2 separate regions of the Homo sapiens genome follow, and region 2 is linked to region 1. The links are chromatin contacts, found by Hi-C or POLR2A ChIA-PET in ENCODE. All regions are on one chromosome and are shown on one strand. The core of a region is the stretch at or near the end of the contact, and the rest is flanking DNA. Distances in the headings are between cores, read along the strand shown. Region 1 overlaps LOC105372321 (a long non-coding RNA gene). Region 2 holds the start of LINC00664 (long intergenic non-protein coding RNA 664).

The links. Hi-C counts contacts between places; a loop is a spot of excess contacts on that map. ChIA-PET counts read pairs that join two places held with the same protein, here RNA polymerase II (POLR2A). Pooled maps may share reads with other maps.
Region 2: a loop to region 1 is called in a map of ascending aorta, with 2.3 times the contacts of the local background. The contact joins the promoter of LINC00664 here to the enhancer-like site in region 1. A Hi-C loop is called at or near these places in 2 of 168 maps with a recorded cell type or tissue (ascending aorta and mesothelial cell of epicardium) and 2 of 50 pooled maps. POLR2A ChIA-PET finds 5 or more read pairs at or near these places in 2 of 52 experiments (H1 and OCI-LY7).

Annotation. Positions count from the first base shown.
Region 1 is chr19:21,434,112-21,441,174 of GRCh38, forward strand. It overlaps LOC105372321 (a long non-coding RNA gene), which reads right to left. Exons shown (of 4, transcript NR_187817.1): 4 at 6,588-7,063. Among named protein-coding and RNA genes, the nearest start is that of ZNF493, 41 kb to the left of the region's middle. RefSeq lists a silencer at 5,443-5,643. Within about 2 kb of position 5,445, at least 6 of the 41 ENCODE cell types and tissues checked have a DNase peak (open chromatin) inside an H3K27ac peak, as active enhancers do.
Region 2 is chr19:21,479,152-21,485,912 of GRCh38, forward strand. LINC00664 (long intergenic non-protein coding RNA 664) reads left to right here and starts at 4,564. Exons shown (of 11, transcript NR_037194.1): 1 at 4,564-4,855.

The DNA.
Region 1 (7,063 bases), core at 4,195-6,694:
CAGGTTTTTTTTAATGTACCAAGTAATGGACACTTTGCATAGCTATCCGTAGAGCCTGCATTTGCTTTTTAAAGTTAATTCCCCTAGTTCCTGGAGATCAACTTTTATTTCGCTTATGATTGGGGGAGGCTGACCGAACAAAATTTCACAGGGCAAATACCCAGTTTGTTTGCTGGGGGTGCAACTGACTCAGAGGACGACCATAGGCAAGACTTGATTCCATCTTAGATGAATTTCCTGATATTTTTTAAGTAGCTGCTTGAGTGTCCTGTTCATACATTTCACTTTTTCTAAACTTCATGGCCGATAGGCTGTGTGTAACTTCCATTTTATTTTTAATAGTCTTGTTAAATCTTGCACTATTTCAGCCACAAATGATGACTCATTGTTTGATCCTAAAGTTAAAGGCAGTCCAAACCTGGCGATAATGTCTTTTAAAAGTACTTTAGTTACTTTTCATGCTTTTTCTGTCCCGGTGGGGAAAGCCTTAACACATCCTGAAAAGGTGCAAACAAGCACTAGCACGGACTGGTAGTCCACAGCATGGACAGTTCTGTTAAGTCTGTAACCACGCTTTTACAAGGCATGGCTTCTACTTCCCGAATTCCTGGGGGCCAAGTGGGCCCCTGTTGCGGGTTGTTTTGAGCACAGGTTAAGCACTGTTTACAAATGGCTCAAGTGATGGCAGAGAGCCGTGGCACATAGAAATGGCATTTTAGTAACGTTTCTAGTGCCATTTTTTCCATGAGTTCCTTGATGAATTTGCTTTACAAACATATGAGCTTAAATCTTTGAAATGGCTAATCTCCCATCGAAGAATTTCCACCACCCTCCTTGAATATATTTTTCAGCCTCCTGGGCAAACCAGGGTCTTTCATTTGGTGTATAACTTGGGTTTTCTTGGAGAGGAGGTTCTGGGAGGAGAGCCATAGCTAAGGCTTCCTCTGATTTAAAAAAAAAAAAAAATGCAGCGTAATTATTGCTATCTGTTTTGCCTCTCTGTCTGCCTTTTTGTTTCCTTTGGTTTCCCGTGTTCCTGCCTTTTGGTGCCCTCTGCAGTGTATTACAGCTACTTTTTCTGGAGCCCATACAGCCTTTAGGAGCTGTAGAATCTTTTCGTTATACTTTATTTTTTTTTCTCCAGCTGTTGAAAGCGTTTTTTATTTGCTTTTTTTTTTTTATAGCTCCATGAATATGCAGTGTGGTAAAATCAAATTTAAAGCCAGTGTAAATATTGACCTTCTTATCTTTTGCCAACAACAGTGCTCTTGTTAGGGCTATTAATTTTGCTTTTTGAGCTGATGTTTTGACATTCGGGTTTCTGAGGGGTTGGTTTATAAAATTTATCCGACTGGAGGATACCTTATCTGTGGTTTTGACGCAGTTATGGAGAGGAGCTCCCGGTGTGATGGGAAGCAGAGTAGCCAGATTTAGGTGTTTACTTTTTTTTGAGACAGAATCACACTCTGTGATCTCAGCTCACTACAACCTCCACCTCCTGCCTCAGCCTCCCAAGTAGCTGGGGCTACAAGCACGTGCCACCACACCAAGCTAATTTTTGCATTTTTAGTAGAGACGGGGTTTCACTATGTTGACCAGGCTGGTCTCGAACTCCTGACCTTGTGACTTTCCCTCCTCGGCCTCCCGAAGTCCTGGAATTCCAGGAATGAGCCACCACACCCAGCCTGGATGTTTACTGTTTTTAAAATAATGTAAGAGTTTTTACATAGAAGCCCTTAGTACTGAGTCATTCTTGGGTTTGATAACCAATGATGCCCTCTTTGATCCATTGAAGTTATAACTGAGTGTGGCACCTGGATGGTTAGCTGCTGTCCCAGAGTTAATTTACTAGCCTCTTGTGTTAACAAAACAGTGGCAGCTAAGGTTTTAAAGCAAGAAGGCTTTCCTAGCACCACGGAGTCTAGTTGTTTGGATAAATATGCCACTGGGTGATGCTGTGATCCTATAACTTAGAGTCAGAACCCCGTAGCAATTTCCTTTTGTTCTTGAATATATAGAAAGAAAGGTTTACTTATATCTGGTAGTCCTAAGGCTGGGGCCTGAATTACAGCCTCTTTGATTTGTTTGAATGCTATTTCCTGATTAGTTTCAGGGGTTGGAAGCGCACAAATGGACTGCTATTCCTTATACCTAAGCTGGCATTCCTTGTGGCTTACTATGAAAACTAGACATTTAACCTCTTCATGGCAAATTTAGGCTTTCTTTTTAAATACTTAGTAACCTGCTTTCAATAAGAGATGGAGGTGGTCTCGGGTTTTATGATAACAGTCCTCTCGGGTTGGGGCTGCCAAAAGAAGGTTGTCCATGTACTGTAACAAGGTGCACTTATCATTTGGCATGGTATAGGCCTTAAGGTCTGAGGCCAACGCTTCCCCAAAGATTGTGGGAGAGTTTTTAAACCCTTGCAGGAGCCTAGTCCAGGTGAGCTGTGTAGCTTCTTTGTCCCACTGAAATGCAAAGATAGGCTGACTAACTGGTGCCAAGCAGATACAAAAGAAAGCATCCTTCAAGACTGTAAACCAGGCAGTACTTGCTGGAATGAGTTCCATTAAAGCATACAGGTTGGGTACCACTGGATGGATAGGTAACATGGCTTGGTTCACAGCACACAAGTTCTGCACTGGTCTATACTTATTAGACCCTGGTCCTGGCAGCAGTTTTTGTACAGGCAAAAGTGGAATATTGTACGGCAACTGGGACTGGACTAAAATCCTATGTTTATGGAGCCACTCTAAGTGTTTGTAAGCGCCCTGTACAGCCTTTTGGGGGAACTGGGTACTGATGAACCCGAACAGGAGTTGCTCCTGGTATTAATTTTACTACTACTGCTGCATGATTTACAGCTAACACAGGTCGGTTGTCCTCATCCCACACTCCAGGAATTTCTTTAACTAACTGAAATAATAATTTTTCTTTTACATAGAAGCCCTTAGTACTGAGTCATTCTTGGGTTTGATAACCAATGATGCCCTCATTGGTTATGAGGGCATATGAGGTTGCATTGGTGCTTGCGATTTATTTTTATAAAGTCTCCACTCCTCAACCTGTGGGATGGTAAGGGTTAACACCATGGCCTTTGGGTGAGTCAGATTTAAAGTCATATCTCCCTGTGGGCCAAAAGTAATTTGTGCTTGCAGTTTTTGGAGTAGGTCTTTTTCTAACAAGGGAACTGAACAATTTTGGAGGTACAGAAAATCATGCTGGACTTCTCGTCCTTCTATAACACACCTCTTTGACCAACAGAACAGCCTCTTCTTTGAGACACCAGTAGCCTCTACAATCGTTGTATAGTTCTTGGATAGTGGCCCTATGGGTCAAGTTACTACAGAGTATTCAGCCCCAGTATCTACCATAAAGTCCATTAATTGGCCTCCCAACTTCTAATGCAACCATAGGCTCCTGGAGGCCCAATGAGAAGGAGCCCAGTTTGTCCTAGTTCTCATATCTTTTAGCCCCTGCCAGCCCGATTAGATCAGTATTGCATTGCTTTAGGGTTTGGCAGCCCCTCACCGATGGCCTCTCTGTCACACGGCCTTAGCCATTTCCCTCATTGCCTTCTGGACATTCATCTTTACAGTGTCCTTTCTTTTTGCATCATGCACATTGATCCTTCTCTAACCTTGGTTGGCTCTCGAATCCCTGTCTAACTTGACCTCTTCCAGGTCCATGTCTGCATCCTCTCACATTAATAGTTTCTCTCTCTATGAGGGCTGCTGCTTATAGATTGAGTTTTTTTTTTTTTTTTTTTTTTTGAGACGGATTTTCGCTCTTGTTGCCCAGGCTGGAGTGCAATGACATGATCTTGGCTCACTGCAACCTCCGCCTCTCAGGTTCAAGTGATTCTCCTGCCTCAGCCTCCCAAGTAGCTGTGATTACAGGCATGCACCACAATGCCTGGCTAATTTTTGTATTTTTTTAGTAGAGACGGGGTTAAGCCATGTTAGTCAGGCTGGTCTCAAACTCCCAAACTCAGGTGATCCACCCGCCTCGGCCTCCCAAAGTGCTGGGATTACAGGCATGAGCCACCGTGCCCGGCCTTGATTGGCTTTTTTTAAAGCCTCTGTTCGACTTCCTTCTTTGCCCCCTGGTCATGGTTAACATACACTTTGGTGGCTACTTTTATAAGCTGGGTGGCATTCATGGCTGCAAAACCTCCCAGTGTCTGAAGATTTTGCTTAATATTACTGTGGGCCTGTCCTACAAATGATGTATTTACCATATGCTGATTTTCAGCAGCCTCAGGGTTAAACGGGGTTAAAAGCTGGTATGCCTCACAGAGTCCTTCATAAAACTGGCTAGGGATCTTACTTCCCTGAAGCACCTCTGAGATCTTTCTTATATTGATAGCCTTTTTTCCACCATCCCTTAGCCTTTGCATAAGTGCCTTTTGGTACCTCTGCAAATGCTGAAGCTGAGTCGCATCTTCTGAGTCCCAGTTGGGATTTTGGTCTGGGAACTGGCCCTGAGCATATGCCTGAGCATTTTCTTTTTTTTTTTTGAGATGGAGTCTCGCTCTGTCACCCAGGCTAGAGTGCACTGGCACCATCTCGGCTCACTGCAAGCTCTGCCTCCCAGGTTCACACCATTCTCCTGCCTCAGCCTCCCAAGTAGCTGGGACTACAGGCACCCGCCACCACGCCCAGCTAATTTTTTTGTATTTTTAGTAGAGACAAGGTTTCACCATGTTAGCCAGGATGGTCTCGATCTCCTGACCTCGTGATCCACCTGTCTCAGCCTCCCAAAGTGCTGGGATTACAGGCATGAGCCACCGCAGCCAGCCTGCCTATTTACTGCATCTGCTCGTGCATGGGCTTCTAGCCAGCAGAGAGCTGTCTAGGTTACTATCCTGTGCTCCTTAGTGTTATACAGCATGAGAAGCAGCTGCCTGCAGTCTGGTCAGGTTGGATTCTGTGTCAGAAAGATGGACTGCATCAGATCTATAAGAGCTTGGGGCTTCTCCATATAGGAGGGAGTATGGTGTTTCCAGTTTAAGAGATCAGTGGTTGAAAAGGGCTGACAGATGAAAGTCCATTCCCACCCTTGGACTTGGCCTTGGTTATCTTAATAAATGGGTCCTCGTGTCTCCCTGAGAGGCATTTGCATATCTCAAGCACAACCAGATCTGAGATGGCCTGCTTGACTATCTTGACTTCTTTCCCTGACCTCTCAAGTCTCCAGTCTTTCATTTCAGGGTGAGAGTTGGGGTGTGCTAGCACCTGAATCTGGTTCCCAGGGGGCTGCTGGCCTTGGTAAAGTGGGGTAGGCTGTGACATATGGAGTAGGAATCTTTATTCCCTCTGGTGGCTCCTGCAAAACTGGCTTTTCTTGCTCCCTCTGGGCCTTCTTCTTTAACTCTGTATCTGCTAGCGAAGCTGCTCTTACTTTCATTTTTTGGCTTGGCTTAGGCCACAAGTGTTTTGCAATAAGCTGCTAAACAGGGCTGGATTCAGGCTGGTCTTGTTTGTGCTAGATTTAACCATGAGTCAATATAAGGAAACTGATCTGGATGCCGAGGCTGTCCTCTGACCTGTCACCACCTTAAATACACGGCCAATTATTTTCCTATCTATAGTTCCTTCAATCAGTCATCCAACACTAAAAGAAGGCAGTTCTAATTCACAGAGAGTTCTTAACCTCTGGGGGGTTAGCTTAACTCCATAATTCCCTGTAAAACCTTCTTTAAAGTTCTGTAACATGCGCTCCAATGGAGTGGACTTTGATGACTTTACTCCCATTTCCTCCCTTTACTACGCAGCACACCCACTCTTCCTTTTGCCTCAGACTGACCAGACCATCCCCAATTACGGGAGTTTTCAGATGCTGCTTGGCTTTGGAGAGGTCCTTATTCCCACCACAACTCTGAGCTGTGGGGCAACTCCTATTGGACGTATACAGTTCACCACTAGTCCAGGGCAGCCCCATACTTTGCTCGGAGCACACAGTCAATGCTAAGAGATCTGTGACTCCCCACGTCACTCCTTGCATTGTATTCTCCTGGAACCATCTTTCACACACTTTTATATACGTCCCTGTTCCCAGTTCCTGTGTTCCTAATTGGGGTGGCAAGCAACTCTCACCACCTCCAGTTTCCTTTACCTAACCAACTAAGCAAGCCACTCTCGCATCCTGTGTTGGTTGAGGTGTGAGATTCTTCTGAATTGGCAAGCCCCTCTTGCCGCCCCAAGCCTCTCTGGGTCGGACTACTAGTTACACCCCGGGAGGTGATCAGGCTCCCCTTCCGTCCTTACGGGACGGGTCCTGCCTTGGTCCCCAATAACTTACCGTGGTTCCTAAAGTGCGCTATTTCTGGAATCATCCTGTAGCCCTTCTCAGGCTCCGTTGCACTGCTGGGTAGGGATGCCGGGTCATGGGAGAGCTGATTTCCCCTCCGGGCTGAAGTTCTCCCGGCGGTGCCTGGGTCCCAGGTTTCCCTTGAATCAAGGCTCCAGCCCCGATTTTCCCTTGAATCCGGGGCTCCAGCCCCGATTTCAAGGCAAAGGAGACAGTCTCTGCTCCTGGCTGGCTCGCCAAGAAATGTGGGACACAGAGGACTAGAGAGACCAGTATGAGTCAATAAAGGAGGATATTTATTTTAAGGTATGCTCTGGCTCAGTGAATTCACATCCAAAAAGCTGAGCCTTGAACAAAGACTGAGTGAGATTTTAATAAGTAAACTTACAGAAGCAAAACAAAGGCAGTTAATTATATAATGACCAGTTTATGTAATTTATAGCATAACTGAATTCTTGGCATAACTTGTGGCCTTTAATAGCTGGTGGCCTTGTAGCTGCATTGAAAGAAAAAACAAGAACTGGCTAAATACAGACGTTTGTTTTTCTTTGTTTCCTTCACCCTTGCTTCGGAGGGGAGTGTCTGGAGCCTATTTCTTTGGTTTCAACTTCTCAAACAGCATTATCTTATAACTGTCCTTGAAGTGAGCTTGCTAGGCAAAGAAAAACTTGTTCTTTTCTTTTCAACTCTTGCCTTGCCACATTCTGGGCTTTGGCTTTTACTTTTCTTGAAATAAATAAATGCAGTAATT
Region 2 (6,761 bases), core at 3,314-5,813, 44 kb after region 1:
CCATTTGTTAATTTTTCCTTTTGTTGCAATTGCTTTGGCATCTTTGCCATGAAGTCTTTGCCTGCGCCTGTGTCCTGAATGGTACTGCCTAGGTTGTCTTTCAGAGTTTTTATAGTTTGGGTTTTACATTTAAGTCTTTAATCCATCTTGAGTTATTTTTTGTGTATGGTGTAAGGAAGGGATCCAGGTTCAATTTCCTGCATATGACTAGCCAGTTCTCCCAGCACAATTTATTGCAAATTCTTTCCCCATTGCTTCTTTTTGTCAGCTTTGTCAAAGGTCAGATGGTTGCAGGTGTGCAGCTTGATTTCTGGCCCTCTATTCTGTTCCATTGATCTATGTTTCTGTTCTTGTACTAGTACCATGCTGTTTTGGTGCTGTAGCCCTGTAGTATAGCTGGAAGTTGAGTAGCGTGATGCCTCCAGCTTTGTTATTTTTGCTTAAGATTGCCTTGGCTATTCAGGCTTTTTTGGTTTCATATAAATTTTGAAATAATTACTTTAAATTCTATGAGAATGTCAGCGGTTGTTTATTGGGAATAGCATTGAATATATAAATTGCTTTTGGCAGTATGGACATTTTAATGATATTGATTCTTTCTATTCATGAGCATGGAATGTGTTTTGTTTGTGTCATTTCTGATTTCTTTGAGCAGCAGTTTGTAGTTCTCCTTGAGATCTTTCACCTCCCTAGTTAGGTGTATTCCTAGATATTTTATTCTTTTTGTGGCAACTGTGAATGTGAGTTTGTTCATGATTTGGCTCTCGGCTTGAGTGTTGTTTGTGTATAGGAATGCTGGTAATTTTTGCACATTGATTTTGCATTCTGAGACTTTGCCAAAGTTGTTTATCAGCTTAAGGAGCTTTTGAGCTGAGACTATGGGGTTTTCTATATATAGGATCATGTAATCTGCAAACAAGAATAGTTTGATTTCCTTTCTTCGTATTTGGATGCCCTTTCTTTCTTTCTCTTGCCTGATTACCCAGACCAGAACTTCCAGTACTATGTTGAATAGGAATGATGAGAGACGACATTCTTGTCTCATTCTGGTTTTCAAGGAGAATGCTTCTAGCTTTCGCCCATTCAGTATAATGTTGGCTGTGGGTATGTCATAGATGGCTCTTATCATTTTGAGGTGTCTTTTTTTTCTATACCTAGTTTATTGAGAGTTTTTAACATGAATAGATGTTGAACTGTAATGAAAGTCTTTTCTGCATCTATTGAAATAATCATGTGGTTTTTGCCCCTAGTTCTGTTTCTGTAATGAATCATATTTATTGATTTGGATATGTTGAACCAAACTTGCATCCCAGAGATGAAGCCTACCTGATCATGGTGGATAAGTTTTTTGATTTGCTGCTGAATTTACTTTGCTAGTATTTTGTTGAAGATTTTTACATCAATGTTCATCAAGGATGTTGACATGAAGCTTTCTTTTTTGTTGTATCTTTTTCAGGTTTTCATGTCAAGATGGTTGGTCCTGGCCTCATAGAATGAGTTTAGGGAGAGTCCCTTCTCCTACATTTTTTGGAATAGTTTCAGTAGGAACAGTACCAGCTCTTCTTTGTACATCTGGGAGAATTCAGCTGTGAGTCCACCTGGTCCTGGACTTTTATTGATTGGTAGGCTATTTATTACTGCCTCAATTTCAGAACTCACTATTGTTCTGTTCAGGGATTCAGTTTCTTCCTGGTTCAGTCTTGATAGGGTGTATGCTTCCAGAAATTTTTCCATTTCTTCTAGATTTTCTAGTTCATGTGCATCGACTTGTTCATAATATTCTCTGATGGTTCTCTTCTCTGAGGTCAGTGGTAATATCCCCCTTATTGTTTCTGATTATGTTTATTTGAATCTTCTCTCTCTTCTTATTAGTCTAGCTAGTGGTCTTTTTAGTTATTTTTTCCAAAAAAATACTTCCTGGATTTGTTGGTCTTTTGAATGTGTTTTCATGTCACTGTCTTGTTCAGTGCAGCTCTGATTTTGATTATTTCTTGTTTTCTTCTAGCTTTGGGATTTGTTTGCTTTTGGTTTTCTAGTTCTTTTATTTATTTATTTTATTGTATTTATTTATTTTTTGAGATGGAGTCTCGCTCTGTTGCCCAGGCTGGAGTGCAGTGGTGCAATCTCGGCTCACTGCAACCTCCGCCTCCTAGGTTAAAGCGATTCTCCTGCCTCAGTTTCCCAAGTAGCTGGGATGGACTACAGGGATGTGCCACCACACCTGGCTAATTTTTTGTATTTTTAGTAGAGATGGGGTTTCACCATGTTAGCCAGGATGGTCTCGATCTCCTGACCTTGTGATCCGCCCGCCTCGGCCTCCCAAAGTGCTAGGTTTACAGGCGTGAGCCACCGTGCCTGGCCTTGTTCTCTAGATCTTTTAGTTGTGATGTTATGTTGTTAACTTGAGATCTTCCTAACTTTTTGATGTGAGGCTTTAGTGTCAGAATGTAGTGAGATCAGATGTATTAAGTAAGGCCAGGCGTGGTGGCCGATTCCTGCAATCCCTACACTTCTGGAGGCCAACACGGGAGAATCACTTGAGCCCAGGAGTTTGAGACCAGACTGGGAAACATGTGGAAAACTTGTCTGTACCGAAAATACAAAAATTAGCCAGGTGTGCCAGCACACACCTGTGATTTCAGCTACTTGGGAGGCTGAGGTGGGAGGATCATCTAAGTCTGGGGAGGTTGAGGCTGCAGTAAGCCATGATGGTGCCACTGCACTCCAGCCTGGGTGACAGAGTGAGACCCTGTCAAAAACAAACAAGCAAGCAACAGATATTTTATGCCCTTCTCTGGGTAGGAAGCAAAATGAACAGAACTCAGCATTTTAAAATTTAAATTTTATTTTTGAATTTTAATCTATTTATTTATGTATTTTGAGATCAGGTTATGAAACTGGCTAATTTTTGTATTTTGGGTTGAGATGATGTTTTACCATGTTGCCCAGGATGGTCTCGAACTCCTGGGATGAAGCGATGCACCTGCCTTGGCCTCCTAAAGTACTGGGATTACAGGCGTGATTCATTGCCAGGTTGCAATTTTTTTTTTAATCTCTTGTCTTTCTGAGAGTTTCGTGGCAGAGAGTTTGGTTCATTTAAGTTCATTCTAAATAGACATTTAGGACGTTAACTTCTGGCCTCATGGACTCTGAGGTTACAAGTCCCCTGGTCTATCACAGGACCATACACATAAGAAATAAAAAAAAATCGGCTGGGCGTGGTGGCTCACGCCTGTAATCCCAACACTTTGGGAGACTGAGGCGGCTGGATCACCTGAGGTCAGGAGTTTGAGACCAGCCTGGCCAACATGGCGAAACCCCGTGTCTACTAACAATAAAAAATTAGCCGGGCGAGGTGGTGCGTGCCTGTAATACCAGTTCCTCAGGAGGTTGAGGTACTAGAATCGCTTGAACCCGGGAGGCGGAGATGGCAGTGAGCCAAGATTGCCCCACTGCACTCTAGCCTGGGTGACAAAGCAAGACTCCGTCTCAAAAAAAAAAAAAAAAGACTCCAATCAAAAAGCAAATAAGTAAATAAACAAACATAACGTTTATAATAAGTAATTGTGTTACAAAGAAATATAGTTATGTCCCCTAAACCAAGGTCTCACAGAAAAGGAAGCCTGTGCACAGACTGGGTCAACTGTGTCTTCTCTACTGTCCCTACCTCAAAGTTGGCTTCTTCCTTGTTGCCTAGAAAATCGTCGCCCTGACTGGGTATGATTGTTCTTTGATCAGTATATGCATATATATGTATTTTTTCATTCTTTCCTGGCTGATTATTGCGTGGGTGGTTGTTTGGCGCCTCCTAGCGGCCGGCTAGCAGTACAGGCCTCCTCCAGAGGCCGCTTGGGCTGACGGCACGGCTTGTGGCCCACAGGGGCGGCCACCTTTCTAGAGTTCTCTTGTCCTCTGGAGCTCCAGTGGCAGCTGCCGAGGGAGGGACAGCCCCCGCTGTGAGCTGAGCAGAGCTCGGGAGTCCTGCAGACTTCAGCAGAACAGTCCCGATGGTGCCAGAGCTCTGGCGCGTCCCTTGTGAGTCATAGCTCTGGCGTGTAGGGCTGTGGAGGGGAGGCTGTTACCGTGCTCCCGGCATGAGCTTAGTGTGGGGCTGCCCGGGCTGGTCCCCAGCTCACCGCAGCTGCGGAGGCCCGACCCTCGGAACCCACCAGGCATGATGCAGGGGGCCGGGGACACCCCCCAGGCCCGGTTGCGGGCCCATGTGTGTCCTGGCCGTTTGAGGCTCTGGCCGATTTCTTTTCCCAAGTCCCCATGGAGAATCAGGGACCGTCCTGTGCCATCTTCCGAGAGCCTGGAAGGGTCCGCCCGTGGGCTTTCCGAGCGCCGAAGGGGCCACATGCTGCTCTGAGGGTGCCGCAGGTTCGTGGGGCTCCCTTGCTTGGTGTCCACCCCCTCTGGTTTCCTCCTCTTCCCACCCTGCGGGTGGCTCGTCGCCCTGGCTGGGACGCCGCTGTGGGAGCGTGGTGGGATGGCTGAGGCGCGGGCGTCAGAGGGTGTGGCCCGGCAGCCCCCGTTTCAGGGGTGGCTGTGTGGTCTGGAAGTGGCGGTCCAGGTCCTGGGCCTCTCCCACTCAGCAGCGGGGAGGAGGGGTCGGCGGGGAGTAGGGGCCGGTCGCCCCCCCTTGAGCTCTTCCCCGTCTTAGTGGACCAGCAGACAGTGTGGGAGAGCGCTGGGAAGGAAGGTTGGCGGAGTTATACTCCAGACGGACGGGCTCAGGCCCCGCGCGCCACACTCGGCCACACTTGGCGCGTAGTGTGGACCCGGTGGGCCTCTGCCCTCGCCACCGGCTGGCTTCTCTGTCCAGCCGCTGGGTCGACCAGATGTCAGCCCCAAGGTTAGGGTTTGGCCTCCAGCTTGAGATGTTTAAGACGGACTAGATAGCTCTCGCCCGCGGCAGTACCGCTTAGGTCCAGCAGAGGGTGCGATTACGGCTCACGCGCCCTCCACCTGCCCGGACTCACCCAGGTCATCCTCCCTTTTCTTTTTTCTTTTCTTTTCTCTCTTCTCTTCTCTTCTCTTCTCTTCTCTTCTCTTCTCTTCTCTTCTCTTCTCTTCTCTTCTCTTCTCTTCTCTTTCTCTTTCTGTCTGTTTTTCTTTCTTTGAGTTTTCGCTCTTGTTGCCCAGGCTGGGGTGCAATGGGGCAATCTCGGCTTACTGCAACCTCCACCTCCCGAGTTCAAGCGATTCTCCCGCCTCAGCCTCCTGAGTAGCTGGGATTACAGGCGTGCGCCACCACACCCAGCTAATTTTGTATTTGTAGTAGAGATGGGGTCTCCATGTTGGTCAGGCTGGTCTGGAACTCCCGACCTCAGGTGATTCGTCCACCTTGGCCTCCCAAAGCACTGGGATTACAGGTGTGAGCCACCATGCCCGGCCCCATCCTCCTGTTTCTGCCTCCAGAGTAGCTGAGGCTCGGGATCTTTCTGGGTTTTTTTTTCTTTTTTTCTAGCCCCACTTTGAGTTTGTTTCCACGGTACATTGAGTTACTATTGTTTTGTTTTGTTTTGTTTTCTCTCTTAAGCACCTTCCTGCACACTGAAGTTGCTGTTTTAAATTTCTTCTTTCATACGTGTGTGTGTGTGTGTGTGTGTGTGTATGTTTTTTTAAATGAGGTCTTCTTAGTCACCCAGGCTGAAGTGCAGGTGTGTGATCACAGCTCACTGCAGCCTGGACCTCCTTGGGCTCAGGGGATCCTCCGTCTTAGTTCTCCCAGTAGCTGGTACTACAGTCACGTACCACCACACTGGCTCTTTATTTTGCATTTTTTACTTTTTATTTTTGTAGAAATGAGGTTCTGCCATGTTTCTCAGACTGGTCTCGAACTCCTGTGATCAAGCAATCCACCAGCCTTGACCTCCCAAAGTGCTGGGATTACAGGCATGCACCATCCTGCCTGGCTGGCTGGCTATCTATCTATCTATCTGTCTATCATCTCTCTCTGTCTGTCCAGCTCTGTCTATCTGGCTGGCTCTGTCTCTGTCTTTCTGATCTATCTATCTATCATCTTTTTTTTTTTTTTTTTTTTTTTTTTGAGACAATCTCACACTGTCACCCAGGCTGGAGTGCAGTGGCATGATCTCAGCTCACTGCAACCTCCACCTCCTGGGTTCAAGTGATTCTCCTGCCTCAGCCTCCCGAGTAGCTGGGACTACAGGTGTGCGCCACCACGCCCAGCTAATTTTTGTGTTTTTAGTAGAGATGGGGTTTTACAATGTTGGCCAGGATGATCTCGATCTCTTGACCTTGTGATCCGCCCACCTCAGCCTCCCAAAGTTCTGGGATTACAGGCGTGAGCCACTGGCACCCAGCCTGTATCATCTTTTTAGTAGAGATGTGATCTTGCTATGTTGTCCATGCTCTGGATATATATTTCTTTTTTAACTTTAATTATTATTTTTTAATAGAGATGCTGTCTCACCATGTTGGCCCCGGATAGTCTTGGACTCCTGGGTTCCAGGTATCCTCCGTGGCCTCCAAAAGTGCTGGGATTACAGGTGTGAGCCACTGTGCACGGTCTGGTCATGTTTTTGATGTGTTGATTCTTTCCAGTCCAGATGCATAATCTCATGTCTGAACATTCCTGCTGGTGTCATTATGACATATGACTTTACCCAGCACCAGAGTGATTTGGTGCCCCTGCCCTGGCCTAGCCCATGGAAGGGATTGTGACATATCCCTGGACCCAGTACCGAGGTGGTGTGACTATTCTACTGCCTTGGCACTACCCACAGGGGACATTT